Regions from separate parts of the Homo sapiens genome. Here region 2 is linked to region 1. Evidence: chromatin contacts called from ENCODE Hi-C or POLR2A ChIA-PET data. All regions are on one chromosome and are shown on one strand. Each heading gives the region's core, a stretch centred on a gene start or an enhancer-like site at or near the end of the contact. The rest is flanking DNA. Distances are from core to core; before and after follow the strand shown.

Region 1 (3,457 bases), core at 497-2,996:
GCCTACAGATACCAGTGTTGTCTGGTTGTATTTGTTAGGATTCTTGGTTGCAGGTGACAGAAGCCATTAGACAAAAAAGGGGGTTTCACTGAAAGGATTCTGGGGGAAATGACTAGCCAAGACTTCAGAAAGGCAGGATGTATGTGGGCTTCAGGAGCCTGTGGGAGTTGGGGTCATAACATTGCAGGCCTCCACCTGTGTCCTGGTATTTCTTCCATTATTGCTCAGAGCAAGACCAGATGCATCTGCTCCTTTGACTTCTTAGCAGGAAACAAGGCTGTAGACAGTGCCAGAGCTTTTTTTTTTTTTTTTAGACAGAGTCTTGCTCTATTGCCCAGATTGGAGTGCAGTGGCACGATCTCAGCTCACTGCAACCTCCGTCTCCTGGGTTCAAGCAATTCTGCCTCAGCCTTTCGAGTAGCTGGGATTACAGGCACGCGCCACCACACCTGGTTGATTTTTGTATTGTTAGTAGAGACGGGGTTTCACCATGTTGGCCAGGCTGGTCTCAAATTCCTGACCTCAGGTGATCCTCCAGTCTTGGCCTCCCGAAGTGCTGGGATTGCAGGCATGAGCCACTGCGCCTGTGAGTTTTACGTCACAGCTTTGCTACCCAGAGAGACTACTAGATCGAAAATCCCTAGGAAGGACTCTGGTTGATGTAGCTTAACCAGTCAGGGTCCTTCAGAAGAGGTATTCCTGGCAAGGGGGTAGCCTCCCATTTGAGGCTGTCAAAATAATGTGCACACTTCAGTAGGTTGTTAGAAGTGGCCTCCTGGTCAGTGAATCATCAGTGGGATCAGATGAAAGTTATTCCTACCAGTTATCTAAGAAATAGGAAACTTGAAGTTTCTGCTAAGAACTAAGTCCACACGGAATGCTAGAGATCATGCTGCAAAATGAAGACTCATTTGTTTGTGAGTGGTAGTCCATGAAATCTATCCTTTCTTTGCCAGCAGGCGTTCAGCAATCTGGATTTTATATTCTATCAAGACAAAGAGTAGAGATGACTCAAACATTTCTAACATTTATAGAGCACTTAGTGACATGCCCCTGGTACTTCCCTAAACATTTTACATGTGTCATCTCCTTTAATCCTCACAAGAACGCTATGGTCTAAGTATTATTATTCCAATTTAAAAGAGAAGGTTGGGGACAGTGACACACACCTGGACTTACAGCACTTTGGGAGGCCGAGGCGGGAAGATTGCTTGAGGCCAGAAGTTGGATACCAGCCTGGGCAACATAAGGAGACCCCCTTCTTTACCGCTCCCCCACTCCCGCCAAAAATTTAGCCGGGCAATGTGGCACGTGCCTGTAGTCCCAGCTACTCAGGAGGCTGAGGCAGGAGGATCGCTTGAGCCCACGAGTTCGAGATCGCAGTAAGCTATGATCATTCCACTGTACTGCAGCCTGGGTAACAGAGACCCTGTCGCTAAATAAATAAATAGACCTGAGTTGGAATATCGGCTCTGGAGACCTTAGTGTAACCATGCGCAAGTGTTTACTCACCTATTAAATGAGACTAAAGGTATTTTCTTCTCATGACTATATATAGCATACCACTAAGCCCTCTAGACATCATATTCCCCATCCATCGCCCCGTCCAGTGGACCAGGGATGAAGCGGGGATGCGCTAGGCATCCCGGTTTGTCACCAGGGGGCGTGCGAGGCCCTCAGCTTGGCGGGCGGTGAGGCGTGGGGTGACGGGGGGATGGCGGGGGCCGGCATGCGCGCGCATGCGCCGTGGTAAAAGGCCGGTACCTCGGGCAAGATGGCTATCAAGAGTATCGCTTCCCGCCTCCGGGGTTCCCGTCGTTTTCTGAGCGGCTTCGTGGCTGGGGCTGTAGTGGGCGCTGCGGGAGCTGGGCTCGCGGCCCTGCAGTTCTTCCGGAGTCAGGGCGCTGAGGGAGCGTTGACAGGGAAGCAGCCGGATGGTAAGTCTGTGGGCCCGTCCTCCCTTCGCTGGCCCAGATTTCGGGCTCCGACTCCTACCTGGAGTGTGAATGGCAGTCCTTGACGGACAGCCTTCACCGTTTGCTGGGCCCCTAGCCTGGCCCTTGGTTTCTGACCTTTATTCTCCCGGCTCGGCCTCCCTTCCCCACCTCGCGTCTCGCCAGCTTCCCTCATGTCCTTCCTTCCCCCGGGCATCTTCGTTTTCTGCACAGAACCACCCCCGCCGCCCGACTTTCTTCCCCCCAGTTACTCATCGCGATATCTATGTTTTAATGTCTGTGTTCTCTACTAAGATTGTTAGCTCCATAAGACTTGAGACTATGTCTGTTTTGGTCTCCATCATCTAACCAGCACAGTACCTGGTACATAATTGGCATTCAGTAAGTATGAATGAAGGAATAAATTAATACATAATTTTAGTAGATGAGTTAACTGCCCTTCTTTCGTCATTGTTCAGTTGAAGAATACCTGCTATCCCTCCAAAGTGTATAAAAACTCATGTTGCAATGGGTACCTTATATTTGACAAAAAAAAAAAAAAAATTAACACGAGCTCATTTCTTGTACTTTGCGGATGTGCTAATTTAACTTGCTCCTTTGGATACTTGGCATCTAGCAAGAGAACTACCCCCTTGGGGGGTTGAGGATTTGAGAAGGCATCGGGGAGGATTATCTCGAAACTGACTCACTGCTGAATGTGTGCTTGGTTTCTCCCACTAGGAAAAACAGTACCAGTTTTACTGTCATCTTGCAACAGCACACATATCAGTGCTTCAGAGATGATTTGGAAATTTGATGTGAAAGACTAATAAGATCAAGTCTTTATTCAAAAGTTAATGCAGTAGCTGCATTTTATTCACTGATTATAGGCAAATCAGTACTTTGCCTACTGTCTGTTTTCTTCATCTCATAAGTAATTGCAAAAATGAGATTTTCTGGTTGATTAGACTTCTGAGCCAGTCCTTTGTAAATCACACCGCTCTCCTTTTCCTTATAATCTTTCATTATTAAGAGCCACTAATTGTGTGTGTGTGTTTTTTTTGTCTCTGCCCCCCCTTTTTTTTTTTTTTTCATTTTTAGGATCTGCAGAAAAGGCTGTCTTGGAACAATTTGGATTCCCTTTAACTGGAACAGAGGCAAGGTGTTACACTAATCACGCTTTGTCTTATGATCAGGCAAAGCGGGTGCCTAGATGGGTTCTTGAACATATTTCCAAAAGCAAGATAATGGGTAGGTGGTTGGATAAAAAAACTGAAGTAACAGTATTTATGAAAGATGTCTCCAAATTTAAAACAGGGATGATTATTAATATTCTCAACCTTTTTCATATCATAGCACATGTAGAAAATTATATTTATATAACTTACTGGTTAAATCAACCCTGCCTGGCAGCCAGAAAGCCAGACCCTTTCCAGCTGTCTCAGGGCTGAAAATACCCATATCTTGACACACTAGTTGGGAGGCTCTGTCATAAATATTACAGCAATGAGCACCATTCAGTT
Region 2 (3,314 bases), core at 42-2,541, 47 kb after region 1:
AGGGGAGATGGCTCCCAGGACAAATACTGGAGGCAAGTTCGGCCCCCTGGCCAGTCGCACCAAGGATCCCAGTGCACACTCCCTGATGCTCTGCCTCACACAGAGGCCAGCACAGAGTGGGGCAGGCGGGAAGACAGGACATACTGCTGGCTGCTCAGCCCACATCCGGGGAAGGGGGCTCCACTCTGACCTTGCATGCCTTTCTGGAATCCGAGCCGGCCTGTCTGTCCACAGAGGCTGGGATGATGGGGCTTTTCTCTCCGGCAGCAGGTGCCTGGCAGCTGCCCGGGGATGCCAGCTCCGTGAGCTGGCATGGGAGGAAGTGCTTGTCAGGATGGTCATTACACGTGCTGGGCTCAGGCTGGCCTGGCCCCGACCCCTGCCACTCAGGCTGGCTTGGGATACCCACATGAGGATGGCGCTTCCTGAAGGGACCCTGGGGTCCCTCTGGGATGCCCTCGGATGGAGCTTGGCAACTGCCAGCCTTTAAGTATCATTTCTGAACTAAGTTCCTCACCCATCCTCTCTGCTTGACTCTTCTCTGGCCTGTCTGCCTACCTCTGTCCCTGGGAAAGTCCTGAGGGCCCTGGCCCAAGGAGGTTTGGGACAGGAAGCCTGACATTCATTCTCGGGATTTGAGGCATCTCCCTGTGCCCCTCCTCATCCTTGACAGACTGACTACAGCCTCTGTGCCTTGCATGTGCACAAGTGCATGGTGAATCCACACGTGTTTATCTGGCAAGAATTTCAAATGGTCCTGTGTCTGACCTCCTTCCAGAAAAACAGAGTGGAAGGTGGGACTGCTGGTGAGAAAAGGGGCAGGAAACTTGAGGGGACAAGAAGGGTTCAAACGGAGGAGCAGGTCCAGGGGAACTCAGCAGAGAGTGAATTGGCTGATCAATCAGTTTGTTTCTTCTGCAAACATTCCCAGCTCCTTATCTGTGCCAGGTGCTGGGGCAGGGGCTGAAGACTGTGTTATGAACAAACAGGTCTGGCCTGGCCTTGCACAGCCCTTAGACTCACAGGTGGGCTGCACAGTAAGTGTGCTTAGAGCAATGGTGGGGTGCAAAGGTACCGTGCCAGCACACACAGACTCTCAGAAGCAGCCAGGGGCAGGAGACGCTAGTTCCTGCTGTTCCTCTGAGCCCATCAGTGGCTGCCCTTTGGCATCTTTGCCACCACACCCTTGCCTCACTCTCAGTTGCTGTCCCCAGTTGCTGTCTCTGCCTGTAGGAGTGCCTGGGCTTCTGTCTCCCTGGCCCCTCCCAACCTCCTGGGCTTTGAGTCTCGTGGCCATCAGGGCTGATATCGGAGGAGCTCCTGGCACGGGGGTAGGGAAGCTGCCAACACTGCTGTGGCCCCCAGGGTGAGAGCTGACGTCTGTCCAGGAGCATCTCTCTCCCTGCCAAGGGCTGAGATCTCTGGGCTGCATGCTTTCCCGCTGACACAGGAGCCAGCATCCGTCACTCACAGGGCCACCCGCTGCCTGGACCCCAGCCTCACCCCAGAGTGACCCAGTGACAGCTGCAGCCTTGCTGCAAGCACAGGCCTCCTCTCCCTGCCTCAGCCACTTCCCAGGCTCACTCACTCCTTCCAGGTGAACCCACCCACATCCCAGGCCAGGTGAGGGCCCACCTCAGGCAGCCAGGGAAGACCCCACCCAAGGGGCCGAGAAGCGTGGGCTCCAAGCCTTGGTTTCAAGAACAATGCGGGAAGCTGCCCGCTGGCCCAGACCAAGGTGGTAGTTAGGATCCCTGGAGCTTGTGAGAAAGACCTGACTCCCCTCACAGCCTCACAGTGGGGTCCCAGCCTCCAGCTTCCCTCCTTTCCTCACACATAATAGTCATTGAGTTACCACCATGTGCCAGCCACTGAGCTAGTCCCGGGATGCAGTACTGAGTAAAGCAGACATAGACTCTGTTCTTGTGCTGCTTTTAAGTTTTTTTCACTGAGGTTCCTAGTAAGAAGTTTATTTTCTATCACTCACCAGGATACACACATGGGCACTCACCCACATTTTATATAGAGCTGAATCAACAGTTTCTCCAAACAACACTCACTCTTACCACATGGGATATACTGCTATTTTAAATTCTGATATTCTTTTTAAAAAAAAAAAAACAAAAAAAAACTGGACATAGTCTGCCATTTGAAAAGCTCTCGTGTGGCTGGGGAAAGATGATTAGCCCAGTGGTGAATGGACTATCCCTGCCCCGGTGTGGACCAAGGAACCAATATCAGAGGTTTCAGGGCACCGAACCACATGCCTCTCCTATGAAGTTGGTTTACAAGGGAAATAAATGGCGCCACCCACTTGGGCCCCTAGTCACATCAAGGATATAAAAAGGGGTCTGAGAGAGTGGAGGGCTGCGGGACCCTGGGAGTCAGTTTCTTCGGAGAGAGCTGCTGCTGTGCTGTTTCCAGGACCCCAGCCTTCCCTTGCAGGAGGTTCTGGCAAGGCTTGTGGCAGGCACATACCACCTTCTAACTCTGGGCAGGCCAAGGGGGCTTCCAGAACTTCTCAGAGAGCTTTAAGATGTTGGAGACACAGAGAACTGGGCCTCCAGGATCCAAGAAAGCTCAAGTGGATGAGCGAGTGTGATCTGACTCCCGCCCTGGGAACCCAGAGGAAGGGTTGCAGGCCAGCTGCACTGGGGGTGGCTGCAGAGGGCACTGCTGTCAGGGCATGACCCCACCCAGAGTAGGTGGGGCAAGTGCTCCAACTGTTTCTTATGGGCCAGAGGTGGGCAGGCGAAGAGAGAGCCAGTGTGCACCACTGTGACAGGGCCACCTGGAGGGACAAGGGGTCTTGCCAGGAAGGGCTAGGCTCATGGTTCCCATGGGCAAAGGAAGACATCATAAGGGGGTACCCAGAAGAGAGAGCCCACAAAAATGCCTTGTGTGAGAGCATCCCTAACCATCTGCCTGGCCTGGGGAGGAGAAGCCACCAGCCACCCTGTCTCTGACAAGTCATGGGATCGAATGCTCTCCTGGCCTGGCTGAGTCTGTGTTTATAACACAAACTGACTGATTAGGTAAAATAACCTAAGACTGAGCTGCAAAGCTACAGGATCTGCCCGGGTTTTCTCCAGGGCCAGGGAAGATGATCGCCACTGAATAAAGCTAAAGAGACAGGAAGGGACAGAGACAAAGGCTGGGTTATATTACATCAGGGATTGTGTTTGTTCACATAATGACTTTGCAGGTATTTGCAAGGAGTGTGGAGGGCTGTGGCAGGGAAGCATCAAGAGTGGGGCACATGGTGGGGAGGGGACCGGGCTGTGTCAGGGGAGGTTCCCAGAGGAAGGGGCATT

Evidence for each region. Hi-C counts contacts between places; a loop is a spot of excess contacts on that map. ChIA-PET counts read pairs that join two places held with the same protein, here RNA polymerase II (POLR2A). Pooled maps may share reads with other maps.
Region 2: a loop to region 1 is called in a map of cardiac septum, with 2.1 times the contacts of the local background. The contact joins the enhancer-like site here to the promoter of EXOG in region 1. A Hi-C loop is called at or near these places in 2 of 168 maps with a recorded cell type or tissue (cardiac septum and endothelial cell of hepatic sinusoid) and 1 of 50 pooled maps. POLR2A ChIA-PET finds 5 or more read pairs at or near these places in 8 of 52 experiments (AG04450, BJ, Caco-2 and 5 more).

Annotation. Positions count from the first base shown.
Region 1 is chr3:38,494,594-38,498,050 of GRCh38, forward strand. It overlaps EXOG (exo/endonuclease G), which reads left to right and starts at 1,747. Exons shown (of 6, transcript NM_005107.4): 1 at 1,747-1,937; 2 at 3,036-3,185. The coding sequence starts at 1,775. RefSeq lists enhancers at 1,896-1,945, 2,006-2,075.
Region 2 is chr3:38,542,425-38,545,738 of GRCh38, forward strand. No RefSeq gene overlaps it. Among named protein-coding and RNA genes, the nearest start is that of EXOG, 48 kb to the left of the region's middle. RefSeq lists enhancers at 1-226, 243-2,829, 968-1,469. Within about 2 kb of position 1,292, at least 4 of the 41 ENCODE cell types and tissues checked have a DNase peak (open chromatin) inside an H3K27ac peak, as active enhancers do.